Linked DNA regions of Homo sapiens: region 1 is linked to region 2. A link is an interaction called in ENCODE POLR2A ChIA-PET data of the cell type or tissue named here. Cell type or tissue: PC-3. All regions are shown on one strand. Each heading gives the region's core, and the rest is flanking DNA. Links, peaks and the distances in the headings are about the cores only.

Region 1 (8,340 bases), core at 72-8,071, 840 kb after region 2:
GAAGGACTCTGGAATCAGGAGCATCATGTGCAGCTGATTAATTTGTACTGTACTAATTGTACAGGCAGATTATACTGCCTGTATTGTACAGACAGAGCCTGCATAATAAGAAAAAATCTACATAGTGAATAGGTAAGTCCTCTCCAATCCCTTCCTCTCACTCAGCTCTAAGAAGACTGGCAGTGAGGCTCTACAAACTCAAGACCTATAAAACTATATGGTTTTGAAAATTGTGTAAATGAATACGCCAATTACATGTACATACATACACTTATAAAATAAAACATATAGATCAAATTTAAAAGATAGATGTGTGTGTGTCACACATACACACACATATACATTTTTTTTTAAGTATGGCACACCTGGGTAAATAATTTAAATAATAAACACAAAGAGCAAATAATAAAAATTAAACCTGTCTTTCATCATCTCTGACTCCTTAAATATGGTAGCTATCCCTTGAGAAGCAAAGGAGACAGTTCTGGGATGAAATTTCTGGGTATCTATGAAAGTAGGAAGATGGGTACAGTAAGTGATGAGGAAGAGGCAAAATGGACACCTCCACAGGATGCCATATTGGCAGACTGTATTTTCCCAGTAAGTCCACGGCAACATTTCTGATCCCACATGATGATCCTCCACTTTTTATCAAGATGCAGTCTATTTCCTTTCACTTAACTCTGTGACAACCTTGACAAATAGAACATGGAAAAAGTAACATTACATGGCTTCCCAGGCCAGACTGGAAAGGCAATATAGCTACAGTGTGGCTCTCTCTCTAAAGATGCTCACCCTTAGAAACCAGCCACTGTGACCGGGCACAGTGGCTCATGCCTGTAATCCTAGCACTTTGGGAGGCCAAGGCAGGTGGATCACCTGAGGTCGGGAGTTCAAGACCAGCCTGACCAACATGAAGAAACCCTGTCTCTACTAAAAACACAAAATTAACCAGGCATGGTGGCACATGCCTGTAATCCCAGCTACTAGGGAGGCTGAGGCAGGAGAATCGCTCGAACCTGGGAGACGGAGGTTGCGGTGAGCCGAGATCGTGCCATTGTACTCCAGCCTGGGCAACAACAGCGAAACTCCGTCTCAAAAAAAAAAAAGAAAGAAAGAAACCAGCCACTGTGCTATGAAGAAGTCCAGGATATCAAGAGGTCATATATAGGTGCCTCAGCCTCAGCTAAGGTTTCAGGTAACAGCCATGTGAGTGAATAAGCCTTCGAATGATTCTAGCCTCCAGCCTTTGAGTCTTCCAGCCGAGGACTGATACATAATGGAGCAAAATTAAGCCTTTTGTGTGTGTGTGTGAATCTCTGACTCACGGAATCCCTGAGGACAATACATGGTTATTTTATGCCACTAAGTTTTAGGGTAATTTCTTACGCAGTCACAGTAACTAAAATAGGCTGGTCCTCCCAGCCCTTCCTTGTTCATCATACAGGCTAACGTTAATCAGCTGCACCAAAGTAAAAGTCAAGTCAAAAATTAGGGGTAAAAATCCTCATAGATTGAAGACATCAATCCATGTAGTACGGACACTATGCATTTTAAAGTATTTAATGCAAACATATTTAGTGAGTTGTTAATGCAAACATATTTGGTGAGATGAATTCTCATATCATGAATTCATTTAGTGACAATGAATTCACGGCATGAGAGGGACAATACACTCCATAGGTTGGCCACAGTAAATAAATGGTTATACCAAAGCCACAGTGAAAATAGGACTTGACATTGAAACAACACAAGCCAACACAAACCCAGTGATAACAGGCTTATCATTCCTATGTCCACAGCAGAGAAAAAGCAAGATCTAGTGAAGTTACATCAACTCCTTCATTACAAAAATTTCCCTCAGAAAATACAGAAACGGCTTTGATGAGATAACTACCAGATGAAACAAAGCAGGCTTTGGCAACATGAATATTTTACCTGTGGTGCAAAAATCTTTCATGAAAAGCAATGACTCCAATGCCTGGTAGTCTCCAAAGGAAACTGAGTAGTTCTCCTTCTTGGTGAACAGAGAAATGCTGGTGAACCTGGCAGCTGCCCACAAAGGATTTCTGAGACTTAATGGTACTAAGTGGACACAAGAAAACAAACACCAAAACTTTCAAACCCCCAATTAGTTTGCAGGCTGCCACATACCACTCCACAGGTTGTAAAGTACATAACTGGAGATCTATTCACATGGATTAAAAGATAAATAATCTACCTAAAAGTACAAAGCAACTCTTTTGGTTTGAATGGCTTGGGTTCAAATACCCAGAGGAATAAATATACCACATAACCAGCAATTTTTCATAAATATTGTTCCTCTTAAGTTTTTTGATGACCTGAGATAATGGTAGAGAAAGTTTCTAGCACCACAGAATGGTAAGCTTACTTACCATTCTAGGTAATATATCCAGGTCTATTGAAACTGCCAGCTAAATATATGTAATATATATTTTTAAAATATAAACATATAAAAGTACATTAATATATATGTCTTTCTAAAAGAGTAACTAGACAGCACATTGATTACTACACTGAAAAATACAGCATACTACTGTTAACTAAAGTGCTCAACAGAAAATTATGCTAGCTGAGAAACATACCAAACCTTTTTACAATATTTTGAAATACATTCAAAACTATAGTTAAAATGAAAACTAAATAGTAGCTAAATTTAAGCTAAGACAAAAGTTATTAAATTTATGCCTTTTCCAAAAAAGAATTCTAACACGTGAATAATAGGAAAAAAGGCTTATTTTCTTACATCAACTGTCTAATACATGAGAGTTTCTATTAAATAGAAATTTGTACGAAGTAGAATTCTCTTCACTTTATGTTATCTCTGTTTGGCAACCTATATTCCAACTATATATTAACAGATGATAGAATACAAAAGAAATCAAAAGTTTAGCTTTTTAGAAAAGCACACTAAATCCTAAATCTGTTGGGTATTTTAGATAATGTTGAAGGTATTTTTAATGATAATGATGTAATATTCACTACTCTGCAGCCCCTTTTTCAATGTGAAATAGCTTGGAATTTGAGATAAATTCATAATCCTGCTATATAGTAATACACAGAAAATTTTAAGCTTAAACTGGTAAATAAGAAAGATTCATTTTTTGTATTATTATACTTTAAGTTCTAGGGTACATGTGCACAACATGCAGGTTTGATACCTAGGTATACATGTGCCATGTTGGTTGGCTGCACCCATCAACTCATCATTTACATTGGGTATTTCTCCTAATGCTATCCCTCCCCCAGCCCCTAATCCCCCGACTGGCCCCGGTGTAAGATTCATATTTTATATTACTTAAAGATTTCAAAGTGTGGAAATACCCAAGTAATACAGCAGAAAACATCCTGAAAAATTTGGAAATACCAAAACATCCTGAAGAATAAGAATTCCAGTTTGAATACAGACTGCATATATTATTATTTTCATAAAGTTAAATTTAGGGATGTGGTAATTATGAGATTCTCGGAATACTGAAGTACTTACTTTCAAAAGGTTCAGGAAAAAAAAGTCATGTAGAGAGAAGGAAACATAAAGTAAATGTGCAAAATGTTAACACTGGGTCAATTTAGGTAAAGGGTATAAGGGTATTCATTATAATATTATTTCACCTTTTCCATATAGGTTGAAAAGTTTTTAAATAAAAAGGGAGAATACACTTTTATATGTATCAAGATATGTACAAGAATGTTCACAGCAGTATTATTTGTAAGAGCCCAAAGTGGAAACAAATCCAAATATATACCAACAATAAACTGGACAAGTAAATGGTAAATGAAAGGATAAGTAAACTATAGTATATTCATACAAAAGGGTACTACAGAGCAGTAACAATGAACTAACTACTGTTAACACACCACATGGGTAAAACTCACAAATAACGATGAGCAAACAAAGCTAGACACAAATAGGATGAACAAATATTTGTTAAATAAATATTTCAGACGATAGATAAGATCAGGGCTGTCATTTATTTTTGTTTGGCAAAAATTTTACTCACAGACAGTACAAGTAAAATTACCATGAATATGTATAAATTATTTAGAAGAACAAATTCTTTTCAGGCACCCTCAAGCACATTTATGAAAACCACACACATACTATGGATCTGCTCTACTAATCAAAATGCACACTGTTGGTTTCTCAACAACATCCAGTGAGCAACACTTTTTAAAAAGACCCAGTTTGAATGAGAGCATGCATCTAATACAATCCTGCACCAAAAAGACTTTTTTACTTGAATAAGACTTTTCAAACTGTACTATAATTTAATAATCCTAGTTTACATATATGTCTAAATTCAGACTTATAGCCAGAGATTATTTTTTAAAAGACACAAAATACTTACATTGACTTTGAAAGCTTGTACAGTGTTATCCAGAAGAAGGATGTTGCAAACCACTTCAGTATGCTGTCTGTCTCGGGCCAACTCTGATGCTCGTACATTGTAGGTTCTGCCAGCAGGCAATCGGAAACGTGAGGTCATTACTGTCCACACAAAGTCTAAGTTAAAAAAAAAAAAATTCACTAAATAAAAGGTTCGTAAAATATAAGCTGTAGTTTAAAAGGCAAAGTTATTATATATTTCTCAATTAAAACTTAGGTGGAAAACAGTTATAAATTTTGAAACACCAGAATAAGAATTGTAGGTATAAGTTATATATAGTTCATCATCAAACTAAAGTTACCACTGCTTTGAAAAAGAGGTTTTTTTTTTAACTGCTCCATCCAGAAGATTTAATACATAAATTTTTAAGGAAGTCATATTCCAATTCAAAATATGTAAACTTTGGAGTAGCCAAAAGGGGCGGGAAGATTATGCTGCCTCAGGAAGTTGGATATTACTCATTGATGCAAGTATTTTAAAGCACTGTAGAATGACAACAGGAGGAAAAATTATTTAATTTTGGCAGGCCCTTCCCTTTTTTAAAAAACTTAAGGTGTTGGGGAAACCAAGAAGTTTAAAAAAAAAAACAACCCTTCATTTTAACCATCCTCAAAATTCAACCTAATAGTATTATTGTTATTATTCCTAAGAAAACAAAATAGAAATGGTGACCAATCTTTGCTTCTGAATTTTTAACCTAAGAGATAAAAACTAGATGGCCTATAAAACAACAGAAATCACAGTGATATCAGCGATACTAGATGTTTAAAGACAATGAAGCTGTAGCTTCAAAGTTGTGAAAGAAAATTCTTTGAAACACTGACTTATATACCTAGAAAATTAACATTCATGGAGGAGAAAAAAAAACTCTTAAAACACTCAGGCATTTAAGGATTCAAACTTTAAAACACCTAACACTTCTGTCTTAAAGACAATTAGGTAAAGGAAACACACTAAACTAGAAGAAAGACTAGTATTTGGGATGTTTGAATGAGTAAGCAATAAGTAGTAAGCAGTATGAACAATGAGTAAGCAAAATATAATGAAAATAGTATTTCAAATCAGTGATAATACCTGGAGCTGATCTCTCACAGATTATTCATTTCAAAAGATTAAAGCTCAAAGTAAAAGTCATTGTTATATAAATATAAAAATAATGTAGGGGAAAAAAGTCTTACTATGTTGACAAGGAGACGCTTGCCAAGTAAAATTCCACAATTAAAAGACAGTGATTGGGCTGGGTGAAGTGGCTCATGACTGTAATCCCAACGATTTGGGAGGTGGGAGGATTGCTTCAGGACAAGAGTTTGAGACCAGCCTGGAAAACACAGGGAGGCCCTGTTTCTACAAAAAAGAATGTTTTAAAAATTAGCTGGGCCTCTTTTACATCGTTGAGCAGTGGTTTGTAGTTCTCCTTGAACAGGTCCTTCACATCCCTTGTAAGTTGGATTCCTAGGTATTTTATTCTCTTTGTAGCAATTGTGAATGGGAGTTCACTCATGATTTGGCTCTCTGTCTGTTATTGGTGTATAGGAATGCTTGTGATTTTTGCACATTGATTTTGTATCCTGGGACTTTGCTGAAGTTGCTTATCAGCTTAAGGAGATTTTGGGCTGAGATGATGGGGTTTTCTATATATACAATCATGTCATCTGCAAACAGGGACAATTTGACTTCCTCTTTTCCTAACTGAATACCCTTTATTTCTTTCTCTTGCCTGACTGCCCTGGCCAGAACTTCCAACACTATGTTGAATAGGAGTGGTTGAGAGAGGGCATCCCTGTCTTGTGCCAGTTTTCAAAGGAAATGCTTCCAGCTTTTGCCCATTCAGTATGATATTGGCTGTGGGTTTGTCATAAATAGCTCTTATTATTTTGAGATACGTTCCATCAATACCTAGTTTATTGAAAGTTTTTAGCATGAAAGGCTGTTGAATTTTGTCAAAGGCCTTTTCTGCATCTATTGAGATAATCATGTGGTTTTTGTCATTGCTTCTGTTTAGCTGATGGATTACGTTTATTGATTTGTGTATGCTGAACCAGCCTTGCATCCCAGGGATGAAGCCGACTTGATCTTGGGGGATAAGCTTTCTGATATGCTCCTAGATTCAGTTTGCCAGTATTTTATTGAGGATTTTTGCATCGATGTTCATCAGGGATATTGGTCTAAAATTCTCTTTTTTTGTTGTGTCTCTGCCAGGCTTTGGTATCAGGATGATGCTGGCCTCATAAAATGAGTTAGGGAGGATTCTCTCTTTTTCTATTGATTGGAATAGTTTCAGAAGGAATGGTACGAGCTCCGCTTTGTAACTCTTGTAGAATTCGGCTATGAATCCGTCTGGTCCTGGACTTTTTTTGGTCGGTAGGCTATTAATTATTGCCTGAATTTCAGAGCCTGTTATTGGTCTATTCAGAGATTCAACTTCTTCCTGGTTTAGTCTTGGGAGGGTGTATGTGCCCAGGAATTTATCCATTTCTTCTAGATTTTCTAGTTTATTTGCGTAGAGGTGTTTATAGTACTCTGATGGTAGTTTGTATTTCTGTGGGATGGGTGGTGATATCTCCTTTATGATTTTTTATTGCGTCTATTCGATTCTTCCCTCTTTTCTTCTTTATTAGTCTGGCTAGCAGTCTATCAATTTGTTGATCTTTTCAAAAAACCAGCTTCTGGATTCATTGATTTTTTGAAGGGTTTTTTGCGTCTCTATCTCCTTCAGTTCTGCTCTGATCTTAGTTATTTCTTGCCTTCTGCTAGCTTTTGAATGTGTTTGCTCTTGCTTCTCTAGTTCTTTTCATTGTAATGTTAGGGTGTCGATTTTAGATCTTTCCTGCTTTCTCTTGTGGGCATTTAGTGCTATAAATTTTCCTCTACGCACTGCTTTAAGTTGTCCCAGAGATTCTGGTACGTTGTGTCTTTGTTCTCATTGGTTTCAAATAACATCTTTATTTCTACCTTAATTTTGTTATTTACCCCGTAGTCATTCAGAAGCAGGTTGTTCAGTTTCCATGTAGTTGTGTGGTTTTGTGTGAGTTTCTTAATCCTGAGTTCTAATTTGATTGCATTGTGGTCTGAGAGACAGTTTGTTGTGATTTCTGTTCTTTTACATTTGCTGAGGAGTGCTTTACTTCCAACTATGTGGTCAATTTTGGATGTGGTGTGTGATGTGGTGCTGAGAAGAATGTATATTCTGCTGATTTGGGGTGGAGAGTTCTGTAGATGTCTATTAGGTCCGCTTGGTGCAGCGCTGAGTTCAATCCTGGATATTCTTTCTAACCTTCTGCCTCGCTGATCTGTCTAATGTTGACAGTAGGGTGTTAAAGTCTTCCATTATTATTGTGTGGGAGTCTAAGTCTCTTTGCAGGTCTCTAAGGACTTGTTTTATGAATCTCGGTGCTCCTGTATTGGGTGCATATATATTTAGGATAGTTAGCTCTTCTTGTTGAATTGATCCCTTTACCATTATGTAATGGCCGTCTTTGTCTCTTTTGATCTTTATTGGTTTAAACTCTGTTTTATCAGAGACTGGGATTGCAACCCCTGCTTTTTTTTGCTTTCCATTTGCTTGTTAGATATTCCTCCATCCCTTTATTTTGAGCCTATGTGTGTCTCTGCACGTGAGATGGGTCTCCTGAATACAGCACACTGATGGGTCTTGACTCTTTATCCAATTTGCTAGTCTGTCTTTTAATTGGGGCATTTAGCCAATTTACATTTAAGGTTAATATTGTTATATGTGAATTTGATCCCATCGTTATGATGTTAGCTGGTTATTTTGCCCATTAGTTGATGCAGTTTCTTCCTAGCATCGATGGTCTTTACAATTTGGCATGTTTTTACAGTGGCGGGTACCAGTTGTTCCTTTCCATGTTTAGTGCTTCCTTCGGGAGCTCTTGTAAGCCAGGCCTGGTGGTGACAAAATCTCTCAGCATTT
Region 2 (8,340 bases), core at 103-8,102:
CTCCTGACTTCAGGTGATCCACCCACCTCGGCCTCCCAAAGTGTTGAGATTATAGGCATGAGCCACCACACCCGGCTGGGAATCCTCATGTTGGGGGAAGCAGGTTCAGCTTGGGGAGTCAGAGAGAGAGTTATGAAGGAGAAAATAGAAAGAACTCTGTGATATTGGTTTGGAATAGGATATCTGTGTGGATTTATGAATATATGTGCCACACACATATATAATATACATACATACGCATACATACTTATTACCCAGATTTTGGCTTCTAAATAACATTTTTCACTGAAAGGGAACTAGGAATCCTTGGAGAAATGGCTAATTTCAGGACTGGGGCAGGGAAAGGATAAGATGAGTTCACAACACCTGGTGCCAAAATGCAAGGAAGTGCCCAAAGAAGGATGGGGACATGTCAAAAGGACACAGGAGCCACCTCAAAGTGTCCCCTACTGGTCAAACCAGGCACAATCTGAACATCAAAATAAATAGTAACAATGGATTACGACCTTTCTTTCTTTCTTTCTTTCTTTTTTTTTTTTTTTTTTTGAGATGGAGTCTCGCTCTGTCACCCAGGCTGGAGTGCAGTGGCGTGATCTCAGCTCACTGCAAGCTCCGCTCCCCAGGTTCATGCCATTCTCCTGCCTCAGCATCCCAAGTAGCTGGGACTACAGGCGCCCACAACCACGTCCGGCTAATTTTTTTTTTTTTTTTTTTTTTTTAGTAGAGACGGGTTTTAACGGTGTTAGCCAGGGTAGTCTCTATCTCCTGACCTCGTTATCCTCCCGCCTCGGCCTCCCAAAGTGCTGGGATTACAAGCGTGAGCCACCACACCCGGCCAGATTATAACCCTTTCAATAAAACAGGAAAACATGAGCTTATACAACTATAAAGAAAATAGGTTGGACATGGTGGCTCACGCCTCTAATCCCAGCACTTTGGGAGGCCGAGGCAGGAGGATTATTTGAGGCCAGGAGTTCGAGGCCAGCCTGGCCAACATGGTGAAACCCCATCTCTACTAAAAATACAAAATTAGCCAGGCATGGCGTTGGGCACCTGTAATCCCACCTACTTGGGATGCTGAGGCAGGAGAATGGCTGGAACCCAGGAGGCAGAGGTTGCAGTGAGCTGAGATCATACCACTGCACTCCAGCCTGGGCAACAGAGAGAAACTCTCTCTCAAAAAATAAATAAGAAATAAAGTTCAGTGAAGAGCAGGACTTTAAACATAGTTTAAAAGCACCTCGACTGGGGCACGGTGGCTCACGCCTGTAATCCCAGCACTTTGGGAGGCTAAGGCAGGCAGATCACGAGGTCAGGAGTTCGAAACTAGCCTGACCAACAAGGTGAAACCCCATCTCTACTAACAAAAATAAGCCGGGTGTGGTGGCACATGCCTGTAATCCCAGCTACTTAGGAGGCTGAGGCAGGAGAATTGCTTGAACCCAGGAGACAGAGGTTGCAGTGAGCCAAGATCATGCCACTGCACTCCAGCCTGGGCAACAGAGCAAGACTCCATCTCAAAAACAAACAACAAAAAAAGGCCTCTCCACAACAGACTTACACAAAGGGGGAAAGAATAACATTATATTAGAGAAGACTGGCAGACCACATTTTAATCAAATGATCAAAGTAAACATCACCAAGGATGGGACAAATTGCTATGCAACACCCGCTAGGATGCAATGAGAAGAATGCAGCCCCCCTTCCTTGATAGGTCTGCTGAAGACCCGTCCCCTGAATATAATGCTGCAGATCAGATTATGAGAGAAATGCAAATTGAGGGCAATTCGGTGAAGTATCTAGCCTGTAATCTTCAAAACTATCAAGGTCAGGAAAGCCCAGGAAAGATCAAGAAGCTGTTCCAAACTGAAGGAAACTAGAAAGACATGGTGACTCGTGCCGAATGATTGCAAAGCATGATTCCTTTTCTAAAGACGTCATTGGAACAATTGGCACGTCTTAAACAGGATGTCAGCTAAGATAGTAATGCATCATTGTTAATTTCCTGATGTTTAAGGTTGTACCTTGGTTTGCCAGAGAATATTTAAAGAAAATATATGCTACAGCATTCAGGGTGATGAGGCATCAGGCTGGCAAAATACTCTCAAATGGTTCAGGCAAAAAAAATTCTTCATATTCAACTTTGTACTTTTCTATAACTTTATGATTGTTTCAAAAATGTAAAAAGGCTAAAATTTAAAAAACAAAGGCAAAGTAAAGACATTTTCTTACTAACAAAAGCTGAGAGAACTTATCACTGGCAGACCCACACTACAGGAAACAAAAGGAAACACTCCAAATGCAAATGCCTCTTGAGTAGCTGGAACTACAGGCACATGCCACCATGCCCAGCTAATTTTTTTTTTTCAGTAGAGATGGGGTCTTACTGTGTTGCCCAGGCTGGTCTTGAACTCCTGGCTGGGGTCAAGCCATCCTCCCATCTCAGCCTCCTAAGTAGCTGGGACTACAGTCACGTGCCACCAGGCCCGGGCTAAGACACACTTTAAATATAAAAACATAGAAAGATAAACAGTCAAAAGATGGCAAAAGTTGTGTCGTGCAAATACTAACCAGATGAAAGGTGTGGCTGAAATAATAGCAAAGTAGACTTCGTGCCAGAAGTAGTAATGGAGTTGAAACATGACATTTCCTAATGATAAAAGAGTTAATTCAACAGGAAGACATAACAATCAGAAACTTGTATGTACCTAGTAAGAGAGCTTCAAAACAAATGAAGTAGAAAATAGAAGAAAGAGAAATAGGCGAATCTGTAATCATAGTTGGAGATTTTAACAAATCTCTTTGAGCAACTGATAGGAAAATCAGATAAAAGGTCAATAAGTATATAAAAAAATGAACAACAGAATTAATCAACTTGGCTTTACAGACATTTATATGGAACACTACACCCAGCAACTAGAGAACACACAATCTTTTCAAGTGCATATTTACCAAAATAGAACATGTGTTGGACTGTAAAGCAAGTCTTAACAAAGTTCAAAAGATGAAATCACGCAGGGATGATCTCTGACCAAAGTGGAAATAAACAAGAAATGAACAAAAGAAAGATTATTAGAAACCCCAAATGTTTGTGCGTTAAGCAGAATACTTCTAAATAACTTGCAGTCAAGAAAGAAATCGAACAGAAAATTAGAAAATATTTTGAACTGAATGCAAATAAAAATGCTATATACAAATACCTGAGATAAACAGCAAAAGCAGAGATTAGAAATTTGTAGTTTTAAATGCATACATTATAGGAGAAAACAGTTTAAAACCAGCATCTACATTTCTAGCTCAAGGAGCTAGAAAAATAACAACGTAAACCCAAGGAAAGAAGACAGAAGGAAATAAAAATAAGAACAAAAATTAATGAAATATAAAGCAGATACAGAACAGAAAAGTTTAGCAAAGCAAAGAGTGGATTATTGAAAAGATAATAAACTTGATAAACCCAAAAACAAGAAAAGAGACAACACATTACCAATATCAGCAATGAAGAAGATCATGTAGATATTAAGAGATAAAAAGAAGTTATCATTACCAAAAAAAAATCTATAATTCTGCAAGTTAAAGAACTAAGACTGGGCTGGGCTCAGTGGCTCATGCTTGTAACCCCAGCATTTTGGGAGGCCAAGGCAGGAGGATTGCATAAGCTCAAAAGTTTGAGACCACTTTGAGCAACATAATGCTACCCCATCTCTCCAAAAAAATAATTAGCTGGGCATGGTGGTGCAAGACTGTAATCCGAGTTACTCAGGAGGCTGAGACAGGAGGATTGCTTGAGCGCCGGAGGTAGAGGCTGCAGTGAGCCATGGTCACACCACTGCACTACAGCCTGGGTAACAGAGCAAAACCCTGTCTCAAAAAAAAAAAAAAAACAAAAAAAAAAAACACCAACCAAAAAAACCCTAAGACTAAACATTGATGAAGTCTAATTTACCTAATTTTTCTTTTGTTGCTGGTACTTTTGGTGCCATATACATGAGATTATTACCAAATCCAATGTCATGAAGCTTTCCCCTTAATGGTATTATAGTTTTAGTTCTTAAGTTTAGATTTTGATCCATTTTGAGTTAACATTGCACATTGCATAAGGTAAAGGTGCAACTTCATTCTTTTGCATGTCGATATCTAGTTTTCCCAATATCATTTGTTGAAAGGCTGTTCTTTTCCCCATTGTGTGGTCTCAGCATCCTTGTCAAAAATCAATTGACCAGGCCGGGTGTGGGCTCAAGCCTGTAATCCCAGCATTTTGAGAAGCTAAGGCAGGAGGATTGCTTGAAGCCAGGATTTCAAGACCAGCCTGGGCAACATAGAGAGGCTCATCTCTATAAAAAGTAAAAATAGTAGCTGGATGTGGTGGCCTTTGCCTGTAGACTCAGATACTCAGGAGGCTGAGGTAGGAGGATTGCTTGAGCCCAGGAGTTCAAGGCTGCAGTGGGCTATGATCGCACCACTGCATGCCAGCCTGGGCAACGGAGTGAGAACTTGTCAAAAAAAAAAAAAAAGAAGGAAATCAATTGACCATATAAGTAAGGGTTTATTTCTGAGCTCTCTATTCTACTTTCATTTTTAACAGTGTTTTTCCATATATGATTGTCCTTGTGCCAACACTATAGCATTTTATTTGTTTTTTTATTTTTTATTAAAAAATTTGTTTTTCAGACAGAGTCTCACTCTGTCACCCAGGCTGGAGTGCAATGGCGCAATCTTGGCTCATTGGAACCTCCGCCTCCCGGGTTCAAGTGATTCTCCTGCCTCAGCCTCCCAAGTAGCTGGGATTACAGGCACCTGCCACCACACCCAGCTAATTTTTGTATTTTTAATAGAGACGGGGTTTCACCATGTTGGTCAGGCCGGTCTCGAATTCCTGACCTCATGATCAGCCCGCCTCAGCCTCCCAAAGTGCTGAGATTGCAGGTGTGAGCCACCACGCCGGGCCCACTATAGCATTTTAATTACTGTAGCTTTGCAGTAAGTTTAGAAGTCAGGAAGTGTGAGTCCCTCAACCATTTTTTAAAGATTGTTTTGACTGAGGCTCCTTGCAGTTCTATAGGAATTTAAGGACCCACTTTTCTTTTTCTGTGAAGAAGCTATTGAAATTTTGATAGGGATTGCATTGAATGTGTACATGGCTTTGGCTTATGTATGTAATCTTTTAAAACACAGAACAATCGTATCTATTATTTATGGTCACACACCTATGTAGAAAGAATAAAACCCTGGACACACCAAAGTTGAGATGGTGGTTCCCCCAGGGGCGGTGGGGTTAAGTTTAGGGAGGGGAAAGGAACTGAGTAGGGATTCACAGGGACTTCGAATGTACCTGTAATTTTTTGTGTCTAAAAAATTGGAAGCAAACACTGCTATAATTGTCACTACTGAGCGGGTGAGAAATGGCCATGGCTAGGACTAGGCTTATCTCTCGTGTAAGGATGCATGACCCTTCCTTGGTCACCCCTCTCAACTTCTGTCCAACTTCCCAGGTTGAAGGCATGGAAACTGAAGCCCAAAGAGGGGCAGCATCGGGCCCAGGTCCCCACCAGATGTGTGAACGGAATCTTTCCACGGTGCCTGACAGCATCTCTGGATTAGGCAAGGCCCCTGAGGGAACTTGGAGCTGTACTTGCTCAGAATTCTGGGAGCAGAGGGTGGGCTTATGTGAGAGAAGAAGGGCCCTTAGAGCCAACGCCAGTTAGGAGCTTCTGCAGACCGCAGTGCAGGCTGGACACTGTGCAAGAAGCTTCAGGGCTGAGGGTAAGAGGCGGGTGGGGACCCCAGGGATAAGGGTGAAGGGTCTTTAGGGCCACTGGAGTAGCCCCTCAGGACTCACCCGAATCACCCATTTAGGAGCTGCAGAGTCACTAGGGAATGAGCTGCTCCACGTCCGTGAATGTGGTAGACGGAACAATGGCCCCATCAATGATGCCCACGTCCTACTCCGCAGAACCTGTGAACATGTCACCTTACATGGCAAAGGGACTTTGCAGAGTAAGAGGTTATCCCAGGTGACCCAGCTGGCCTCTATGTCATCAGGAGGATTCTTACTAGAGAGAGGTGAGAGGGCCAGCATCAGAGGAAGGAGGTGTGACAACAGGGGCAGAGGTTGGAGTGACGTGCTTTGGAGACAGAGGAAGGCCAAGGAGTACAGGAGATCCGTAGAAGTAGGAAAAAGCAAGGAGACAGATGCTCCCCAACACCCCCAGAAGTAGCCTGGCCCTGCTCACCTCTGGATTTTGGCCTTCTGACCTTCAGAGCTGTGAGGTAATAAGTGTGTGTTTTTATAAGCATTAAACTTGTGATTATTTGTTATGGCAGCAATAGGAAACGAATACCATGATTTTTCCAGAATATGTTATACTCAAGTATTGTGATAGTTTGTATCAAAAATGACTGTAACAACATTTCCAGTCCCACTAGCTTTTCCAGAGTTTTGACACTCCTCCATTAATGGTAGGGTCTATTCTCCTTCCTGTGAAACTGTGTGGGCCTCTGTGACTGCTTTGAGGAAAGAAATAGTGTGACTTTCAATACTCAATCATAAACATTGACATGGCCTCTGCCCAGGTTTTTTTTTTTTTTCTCTGGGACATGCACTTTGGGAGCCCTGAGTCAGCATGTTAGAGATCCACCTGCCCCGAAACCCCCGTGCTGGAGAAACCATGTGGAGAGAGCTCATAGGGACAGAGAGAAGCCCAAAAGCCTCCAGCCATGCAAAGCCCAGACACCAGGCAAGTGAGCCAGAACTTCATCCACCTGTCTTCAGGCTCCCCAGCTGCTGCTGAATGGAGCAGAGATGAGCTGTCCCCACAAAGCCCTGTCCAGTTTGCAGATTCGTGAGCAACACAAATGTCGTTTTAAGCCACTGAGTTTTAGAGTGGTTTGTTCCACAGTGGTGGGTGGCTGGAACAAGTGCCAAAGGCCCACCCATATCACCCCAGGTGAAACTCAGGGAACAAATCCAACCCAATGGAGGGTAAGAGCTTCCTGTCAATTTTCCAGTGTTCCATTCTCAAATAGAAACACATACACTAAGATTACCAGACCTATGAGGACAATTCTAACATAAAAGAAATAGATCAAAGAAAATAAACAAATGAAAACAACCTGAAAGAGCAGACTATGCAGAAAGAAGAAAACTTTTAAAGAAACAAACAAACCAGAAAAAGCCACCAAAACCAATAGTATTCACATCTTTAGATTCCTAAGGGAAGACACTACATCCATAACATAAGCACAAGATACTACCAAAAGGAAACACTCTGCAAAAGCAAGAACAAAAAGGGGGAATACAGAACATACAGAACAGAAAATGAAATACAAATCTTATAACAAGATGGGAAGATAAAGATATTACCCAGAAAGCAAGGTAAAAAACCACATAAATGGAAAGGAGAGAAAAATCAAATGGTGAGTAAGAAAGTGAGAACTCATCCAGGGAATCCAAAATGTGAATAATAAGGAATTTTAGGAAGAGACAATAGAGAAAATAGAGGGTAGAGAATTGTCAACAAACCGATTCAAGAAAATTCCCCCAAACTGAAAGACAGGCCCATCAGGGCCCCAGCACAATGGAAATGGAAAATGCAGACCCAACAAGGCAAACCAATGGGCACTTTTTGAACACCTGGGATGGAGAAGGTCATGTGCAAAAATTCAGAAATCAGAATTGTTTTGGCTTTCTGAGTAGCAGCCCCAGAAAGCTAGAGGGCCTTAGAGTAAAGCTTTCAAAACTACGAAGGAAAAGGATTTCCAACTAGATTCATTGTCTATTGCTGCATAACAAATTGCTCTGAAATTTAATAGCTTAAAACAACACACATTTGTTATCTCACAATTTCTGAGCGTCAGGAATTCACCAGCAGCTTAGCCAGGCTGTTCTGGCTCAGGGTCTCCCATGCGGTTGCAGTCAAGCTGTGTGACAGAGTTGCAGTCATCTCAGGGATCAGTAGGGCTGAGCATTTTGCTTCCAAGCTCACCCATGTGCTTGTTGGCAGGAGGCTTCAGGTCCTTGCACATTGACCTCTCCATGGGCTGCTCCAGATGTGGCCTCCCCCAGAGGGAGTGATCCAGCAGATCAAGAGAGCCCAAGACAGTCTTTTATAATCTAATCTCGGGAGTGACATTCCACCACTTCTGCCATGTCCTGTTAGTCACAGACCAATAGCGCCGGGGACTATTACACAAGGAGTGAATACCAGAAGGTAGGAATCACTGGGGCCATTTTGGAGGCTGCCTATACTATACCAACTGAGAATTCTATAGCCAGCCTAAAGCATCAACCAAGTGTGAAAATATAATAAAGGTATTTTAAGACATGCAAGGTCTCAAAAATGT

The links. Peaks named below come from ENCODE experiments on the same cell type or tissue, not always from the same donor. Only the 100,000 strongest peaks of a DNase experiment are listed, where the experiment ranks them.
Region 1: POLR2A ChIA-PET joins it to region 2 with 10 read pairs; 1 of 35 experiments calls an interaction of 5 or more read pairs at or near these places.

Annotation. Positions count from the first base shown.
Region 1 is chr2:119,806,022-119,814,361 of GRCh38, reverse strand. PTPN4 (protein tyrosine phosphatase non-receptor type 4) reads right to left here. Exons shown (of 27, transcript NM_002830.4): 2 at 4,371-4,525. The coding sequence starts at 4,508. Among named protein-coding and RNA genes, the nearest start is that of PTPN4, 50 kb to the right of the region's middle. In PC-3, for the core only: no CTCF peak of the experiment used is centred there; no DNase peak of the experiment used is centred there; H3K4me3 peaks cover 1,138 bases; H3K27ac peaks cover 1,958 bases.
Region 2 is chr2:120,641,259-120,649,598 of GRCh38, reverse strand. No RefSeq gene overlaps it. Among named protein-coding and RNA genes, the nearest start is that of GLI2, 90 kb to the left of the region's middle. In PC-3, for the core only: no CTCF peak of the experiment used is centred there; a DNase peak (open chromatin) is centred at 1,918; H3K27ac peaks cover 1,028 bases.